Linked DNA regions of Mus musculus: region 1 is linked to region 2. Evidence: chromatin contacts called from ENCODE Hi-C or POLR2A ChIA-PET data. All regions are on one chromosome and are shown on one strand. Each heading gives the region's core, a stretch centred on a gene start or an enhancer-like site at or near the end of the contact. The rest is flanking DNA. Distances are from core to core; before and after follow the strand shown. Region 1 holds the start of Rplp1 (ribosomal protein, large, P1). Region 2 holds the start of Tle3 (transducin-like enhancer of split 3).

Evidence for each region. A loop is a pair of places that touch in the nucleus more often than their neighbours do. ChIA-PET counts read pairs that join two places held with the same protein, here RNA polymerase II (POLR2A).
Region 1: POLR2A ChIA-PET joins it to region 2 with 10 read pairs in embryonic stem cell. The contact joins the promoter of Rplp1 here to the promoter of Tle3 in region 2. A Hi-C loop is called at or near these places in 1 of 37 maps with a recorded cell type or tissue (T-helper 2 cell). POLR2A ChIA-PET finds 5 or more read pairs at or near these places in 3 of 5 experiments (Patski and embryonic stem cell).

The regions. Positions count from the first base shown.
Region 1 is chr9:61,912,577-61,915,972 of GRCm38, reverse strand. It overlaps Rplp1 (ribosomal protein, large, P1), which reads left to right and starts at 1,463. Exons shown (of 3, transcript NM_018853.3): 1 at 1,463-1,616; 2 at 2,011-2,085; 3 at 2,452-2,690. The coding sequence starts at 1,545. The coding sequence ends at 2,649.
Region 2 is chr9:61,369,745-61,373,619 of GRCm38, reverse strand. Tle3 (transducin-like enhancer of split 3) reads right to left here and starts at 1,254. Exons shown (of 20, transcript NM_009389.2): 1 at 159-1,254. The coding sequence starts at 182. Gm34157 (a long non-coding RNA gene) reads left to right here and starts at 3,130. Exons shown (of 3, transcript XR_379512.3): 1 at 3,130-3,236; 2 at 3,333-3,460.

The sequences.
Region 1 (3,396 bases), core at 214-2,713, 540 kb before region 2:
CCAGGACAGCCAGGGCTACACAGAGAAACCCTGTCTCGGAAAGAAAAAAAAAAAAAAAAAAAAAAAAAGAGCATGTCTCAAAGTAAGCTTAAGGGGGTCTGAGATGTAGCTGAGTGGCTGGAGTGCTTAGTGTGTACCCGCCCTGGAGTTAATCCCTAGCCCAGCATGACCTGGATACTTAAAATCAATCCCAGGCAGGGGAGGAAGATCCAACATTCCAGGTAATCTTCAACCACATAGCAAGTTCAAGGCCAGCTGAGGTACATGACACCCTGTCAGGGTGTGTGTGTGTGTGTGTGTTTAGACTGAAGGCCATGTCAAATTCCACTGAGATCATGAACAGAATTTTGATTGGAACTATATTACTTGGAGAAAATTCTCCGTTTTAGGCTCTTATCTGTGAAAACTATATTGCTCTACTTAGGTTCCTTTTGCTGTTTCATAGCTTCTTTGTGGTCCTGAGATTAGAATTTTATTAACTTTAAAGAAACCACTTAATCTAGTATGCACTACATTCTAGTTGCAAGTTTCTAGCACCAAGGTCACCTCTACACAAGCTGACCACACACGAGCTGTACCCTAACCTGAGGGGTGTTTTTATTTAATTGTGTATATGAGCACTTGGGGTTTCTATTGCTGTGACAAAGTACCATGCACTAAAAGAGAGGCAAAGGAAAACGTTTGTTTATTGATACTTGCTTTTGATGTCTGCGCATCAAAGTTACTCTCCTGGTTTTCTAGGGGTTCTATATAATTAGTTGCCGAATTTTATCACGTGGTCTCCTACTTCTGTGGGTTTTTTCCTCACCATACCTCGCGTGACACTTTAAAGAGTGTTTACTTTTATGTGTACTTGAGCGTGTCTGCTGACCTCTGTCAGGATCAGAGCCCCTGTTACTGGATTTCCTGGCACTTTTCGGGGTGCGGGAGCCAAACCTGAGAGCTGCAAGATGGCTTAACTTCCGCCCCTCTGTGCTTTTTCAATGTAATGAATTAAACATTAACCACGATATATTGCATTTGATATGCAACTCCGGGTCCCGGGTGGTATTTATCAACCTCATCACAGACACAGTTACTACGGCGCGCACGCCCGGGGTGAGGGTGGGTTGGGAAGTCCACCACGTGATCCGCAAGGCTTGAGGCGGAGAGCGACTTTTCAGTGTACCCAAGCCGTGGGAACGCGCCTGTCAGTTTAAGCAGTACGTCTCCCCCGATAGCTCTCTCCCTTTAGCCTGTTAATCTCTACTGTTGAGCACTTGTAATATTCGCAAGCCCCAAAGGCCAATCGCACCGGAAGTCGAACGCGCAAATCCGGAACTGCGTTCTGCAGACGCGCCTCCTCTCGGTTTTGGCCCTGCCCCTTCCGTCTCGAGTCGGGCATCGATTGGTCGGCGCGGTCCCATAAGAAGCTGCGCGCAGGCGTATATGATCTTTTCCTCAGCTGCCGCCAAGGTGCTCGGTCCTTCCGAGGAAGCTAAGGCCGCGTTGGGGTGAGGCCCTCACTTCATCCGGCGACTAGCACCGTGCCGGCAGTCTACAGCATGGCTTCCGTCTCCGAGCTCGCTTGCATCTACTCCGCCCTCATCCTGCACGACGACGAGGTGACGGTCACGGTAAGTGCGGGATAACCCCGGGCCGGCCACGTGTTTGTGCGGCGGACACCCGGCTCCGCCCGGACTTCGCATTCTCAGGCATTCGGTGACTTGGAGGCCTGTGAGGCGTATGCGCTCTGTCCTCCCCGCGCGGCCCAACCCGAGACAGGTGAATGGCGGTCCCGAGCGCGCATGTTAGGCCTACTGTTTAGAGTGGGCTGTTTTTATCTAAGTTTTAGGCCTCGAACTCAGGTCGTCAGGCCTGCGGGACAATCCCACAGCCCGCTGAGCCTTCAAACCTGGCCTTGTCTTTTTTAAGGTTGACTTTAGCCCAAGTACGAAACTTAACTCTGTATAAGTGACTGAGTTTTAGCCGCATTCTGATCGTTCTGACGGGTTGGCGTTTGTGTTCCAGGAGGATAAGATCAATGCCCTCATTAAAGCAGCTGGTGTCAGCGTCGAACCTTTCTGGCCTGGCTTGTTTGCCAAGGTAAGTTTTGGGGTTACACTTGGTAATGTACGATTTCCACCACCAGCCTTGATTTTTGTATCTTAGTTTGTACTTATTGATGTGGCTTTTATGTCAGGCCTTCACGGTCCATGGCTTGAGAATGAGTTTTGTTGCCTCTTAAGTTTGGGCATTTGAAGCAGTGAGATTCATGCAAAGTGGATAGCTACATTCTATTTATACAAACAGCTTTATTTCTGGCAAGTGGGGTCAATCAACTGGTGGCAGTTGTATATTGATTCCCTGTAGTCCTGAACATTGCTTTGGTCTCATGGGTGAAAAGAGCTTAATTGAATCATTAAATCTTGCAGCACAAAACTAAAAGCCTTTTCTATGTCTCTGTTGTAGGCTCTGGCCAATGTCAACATTGGGAGCCTCATCTGCAATGTAGGGGCTGGTGGGCCCGCTCCAGCAGCTGGAGCTGCGCCTGCTGGTGGTGCTGCTCCATCCACTGCCGCCGCCCCAGCTGAGGAGAAGAAAGTGGAGGCAAAGAAGGAAGAGTCCGAGGAGTCTGAAGATGACATGGGCTTCGGTCTTTTTGACTAAACTGCTTTTGTTAAGTTGGCTAATAAAGAGCTGAACCTGTAGGTGGACTGGTCTCACTTGTAAGCCACAAAGCTCTTGGAGTTTCAGAGATGGTAGCAGGTCCCAAAAAAATGTCAGGGAAGGAGGGTCTTGACCAAAGCCACCATGAGTTATATAAATAAGACCTGGGTCAAAAGAACTAGACGATCTGGGTAGAGAATGGGTGGGTCTGTCTCCAGGAAGCCCCTTCAAGCAACTGTTCAGAGAGCCTGTTTAGTGCCAGACAGACAGGCTGAGAGCTAACTCTTACTGTCAAGAATAACAAAATAACCTCTGGGTCTCCCGATGTTCATGTGTGAAGAACTTGACAGTTGTTGAGGATCTCAGAAGCATCTAGAAGGGCCAGAGAACCTACCAGTCCACTGGTGTAAAACCAGCAGCCTAAAGGATTCAGTCACGCAGCAAGGCTTGGTGTGTAACTACAACTTCATGTAGAAAGTTTAGGACTTGGGGCTGACAGTGCCAGGTACCCCATTGCCTCTGCCTTAGTGAAGAAGCTAGGGAGTGGGTTCAAAGCCAGCCTGAACTACAAAACATAAGTTTTATTATGTATGGTTTTGGTTGTATTGAAATTAACTGAGCTGGTGGTAGTGCACGCCTTTCATTTCCCAGCACTTGGGAGGCAGAGGCAGGTGGATTTCTGAGTTTGAGGCCAGCCTGGTCTACAAAGTGAGTCCCAGGGCTACACAGACAAAACTGATATGGCCC
Region 2 (3,875 bases), core at 5-2,504:
CTCTCTACGGCGCCCCCACCCACCCAGCCCCTTTGTGTGAGCGCACACACGCGCGCGCACCATAAAGGTAGCAACAAGCAAAATGGAGGTGCTAGATAAACTGCCTCGTTTACCCTGCCATGATAGATGCTTAAATAAGCCTAGTTGCAATTACTCACCGGATGTCTGCCTTGCGGATACATGGCAGGGAGGGGTCGCGATTCCGAGAGCTTGGAAGCGCTGAGAGCCCGAGCCGGGGACGTGCGGGGGAGGGGGGAGGCGAGCCCGAGCGGGGGGCGGCCGGGGAACCGAGAGCTCGCCCCCGGCCCCCCCAGCCCGCTCTCGCAGCGAAATCCCAGAGTCGGGCGTGCGCCCCAAGTGCAGACAAAGAGCGGCGGAGCGAGCGGCAAAGTCGTCGGCGGGCTCGCGCTTTGTGCGCCTAGGGCTCGGCCGGCTGCGGCCGGCCGCCTTCCCCCGGCTGCGTGAACAGTGTCAGAAGCCGGGTCTGCGTGGACATCATCGGCTCCCTGGCGGCTCCAGTGCGGAATCCCGAGGCCGGGGGTTTGCGGGAAGGGGGATTCTCCTGTCCCCTCACGGGTCAATCAGGACGATGAGGCTGGAGGGGGGCGCGTCTGGGCAGCCCGGAGCATCCGGGGCGCGCGGGTCAGATCCCAGAGGCGGTCGGGCCCGGAGCTCGCGGCGAGAAGAGAAAGGAAGCAGGCCACCGAGGTGACGGCTTGAGGACCGTGGGTGAGGGCTAGAGCCCAGCGAGGACGCTTCGACGCCCCCCCACCCCCCTCGGAGAGGAGAGCCTGCTGTTCCGTCTGCTCCTGCCGCCGCCGCCAGCCCTTCCCAGGGTCGAGGAGGAACTCCGGGCTCAGTCGGTGCAAATAATGAGCCGTGGCATCCTAACTCCAGCCGGCATAGGAAGCCTCGGCGAAGGGGTCCTCTGCTTTCAAGTGGATCGGCCGCGTCTCTGGCGAGGAGCGGTCTGCGTCCTGCCGCCTAGGAGCGCGCAGGCTGGAGAGCACCGGAGGGGGAGACGTAGCCCGAGCCCGGGAGCTCTGCGGCTTCTTTCCTTCCTCCCAGCCTGGCTCTCCTCTCCGCGCCCCGACAAACCCCCAAAACACACAAGCACACGCACTCAACACACACACGTACACGCACTCAAAAAAAAAAAAAAGTGCCTCGGACCTGCGGATACCACACACAGACAGGCGAAGGGGGCCGAGCACGAGGTCTGAACTGCCGCGAGAGCAGTTCCAAATAGGGACTGAAAAGTAACAAAATAATGTGGCGGCTTCGCCTAGCGTTGGCCAATGGGAGTGCGAGGCTCCCACGTGGGGCCACGGGACTCGGACTGCGACTGGGCGCCGCCAGGCGCGACGTCACAATGCCCTCTTGTGTCTAAAACTATGCATGAAAAGTAGCAATCAGGCCCTACCCGCTGGTGACTTTCGCTTGGGAGTGAAAAACAGCGCTCCTCACATCAGGAATTAACCGAAAGACATATAATAAATAGATATATATTATAGTCCTGGGCTGCTAGGTTTTTTTTCTTCTTTTTTTCCCACGATCTACTAGCAAATAATTATTTGGCGGGAGGGGAGAAGGAGAAAACGAGTAACAACAAAAGGGGGGGAAAAAAGGACAAGCTGTACAATCCTTAAAACCTGTGGCTGGTAGTAATGGATCAGTTGATTCTGCAGAGGCGGCGAACGATTGCCCCCCTCTAATCTCATTAGGGTTGCAAAGCAGCCCAATTAGATACTATAAAACAAACAGAATCACTTTGTCAGTTTAATGTTTTCACTTCAAAAGATTTAGGACCGATAAAATGCTGGCACCCAAAGTTACCTCCGACCTCTAAGACTGTTCTCCAAACTGAGTTTCTCTTTCTTTTATCCGTTTCTGCCCCCTCTCCCACCCTTGGGCGCCCCGCTTTTCTCCTTTGTTCATTCGCCCTTCTTTTCAGAAAGCCAAATAAACAGCGCCTCTGATGCAAGGCGGCTGCCGGCGAGGGGGAAGTCTGAGAACTCTGGCTTGGCGGGCCGCGCAGATGGAAGGGCCTGGCAGTCTGCGGACAACAGGCTCAGTAGTGCGGCTAGCCCCATTTGGGGCTCTTGCCCTTTGGGGACAGCTACGTCCTGGCCGCAGCCTTGCCAAGGCGGGTTCCTCAGCAGTGCTCCGGGCCCGAGATGGTGAAGAAGGGAAAGCACGGAGTTGGGGCCCTCCTGGCTACGACCCAGAGTTCCGACCCCGTTTCTTGGCCTGATGGCCTGCCTGGGCACATGCATCGGCAGCCACCCGTGGAAGAGCGACTGCGAGCCTGGAGCGTCCCTGGTCACCAGCATAGACACCCAAGGAGGCGTAGATATTCGACTCTGGGGCCCATCTGCTCGCAGACAAGGGTCACGTCAGGGCACACTGCCCACCCTAGGTCCGCCGGCCTCGGAGAACCAACGCCGAGTGGGCCGCCCAGGTGTCCTCGGGTCCCTCCCGGCTTTCCCACCAAGCTTGCACGCAAGCACACGCTCCTGGCCCGTTGCGGGCGCGCGCGAGCCGGCCGCGCGCCCCCGGAATCTATATTTTCCCCTCATTAGGAGCCTGAGTTTCGCGTTTGCATCTTAATGAGTAGCTGGGAGCGCGCGGGGACCTCCACGTGAGCGGCCGCCCCGAGATGGAGCCTCTCAGCGCCCGCTCCGGCCTCGACCACGCTCCCCTCTTCATTTATTTATTCTCCTAAATAAAAACATAAATCGTGTACGATGCGCACCGAAAAGGGGGAGGGGGCAGGGAGAAGCCTAGCTCGACAGATGCGAGCATCTGGCCAAAGCATCCATTAGTCTCAAAATGGCTCCTCTTTGGAGCTTCCCTCTCCCCTCCCCCTTCTCTGCCCTCCCCCTTACGTCACGGGTGGGCGCACCCGCTTCCTACCCGGCCCGCCCCTTTCTCGCTCCAGCCCCCACGTGGGGCGCGCCGGCCACGCCCCCGAGCAAGTCTAAAACCCAATCACAGACCAGCAAAGAGACTCTCGACTAGTAATTGGTGGAGATTCCGAGAGCTGTCAGTCCTTAGCCAGAGCTGTCAGTCAAAACCACGAGGGGTGGGGGAGCGCTGACAAATGCCGAGGCTTCTGAGCCTCCCGCTTGCAAATAGTGCTTGGAATGGCTGCTTAATTAGCTTTGAATGGCTTTTCCTTCCAGCTCAAACAATCTGTCACTACCATGTGGTATAAAGGAGCCATGCATAAAAAAGTAAGCAGAGGCTAAATATCAATTTGATTTTGTGTATCAAAGGAATATTTTATTTTTCTCCCTAGTAATGAAACGTATCAATTTAAATAATAAAAGGTAAAAACACACACAAACCCTGAAGAAAAAAAAAAGAAGAAGAAAAAGGAAAGAAAGAAAGAAAAAAAAGGAAGAAAATCAAAACCCAAACTCCACGGTGTTCCTACTCCTGCGCACGTCTGAAATAGGTAATTTCTATGGGCCGCGTTCAGGAGGAAGTCTGAGATTTTCCATCTCCACCGCCCCCCTTTAAACTTGCATTTAGTTTTGTTGTTGTTGTTCTGGTCTTAGGAGTGCTGGGGGGGGATGGGTGTCGAGGAGAGGTGAGGTTGGGGAAGAAGGGGAACTTTAAAGGGATCTCTTTGAAGCTGCTAATCAAAGTGCAGGGGTTTTAAGACCCCTTAAACTGGGGGTCGTACAGCAGGTCTTGATTTGGGAGCCGAGAAAAGGGGGGGGGGAGAAGAGCGGGTGTGCTTTTCGCCCAGATTTATTAAACACAATGCCTTCAAGATGCCCAAGCCAAGGCGCCTTACTCGGCCTCTCTCTCCTCCGTCTCCCTCCGGACTGGGTCGGACGGCGCCCTCCTCCTGGCGGCCGCCGATG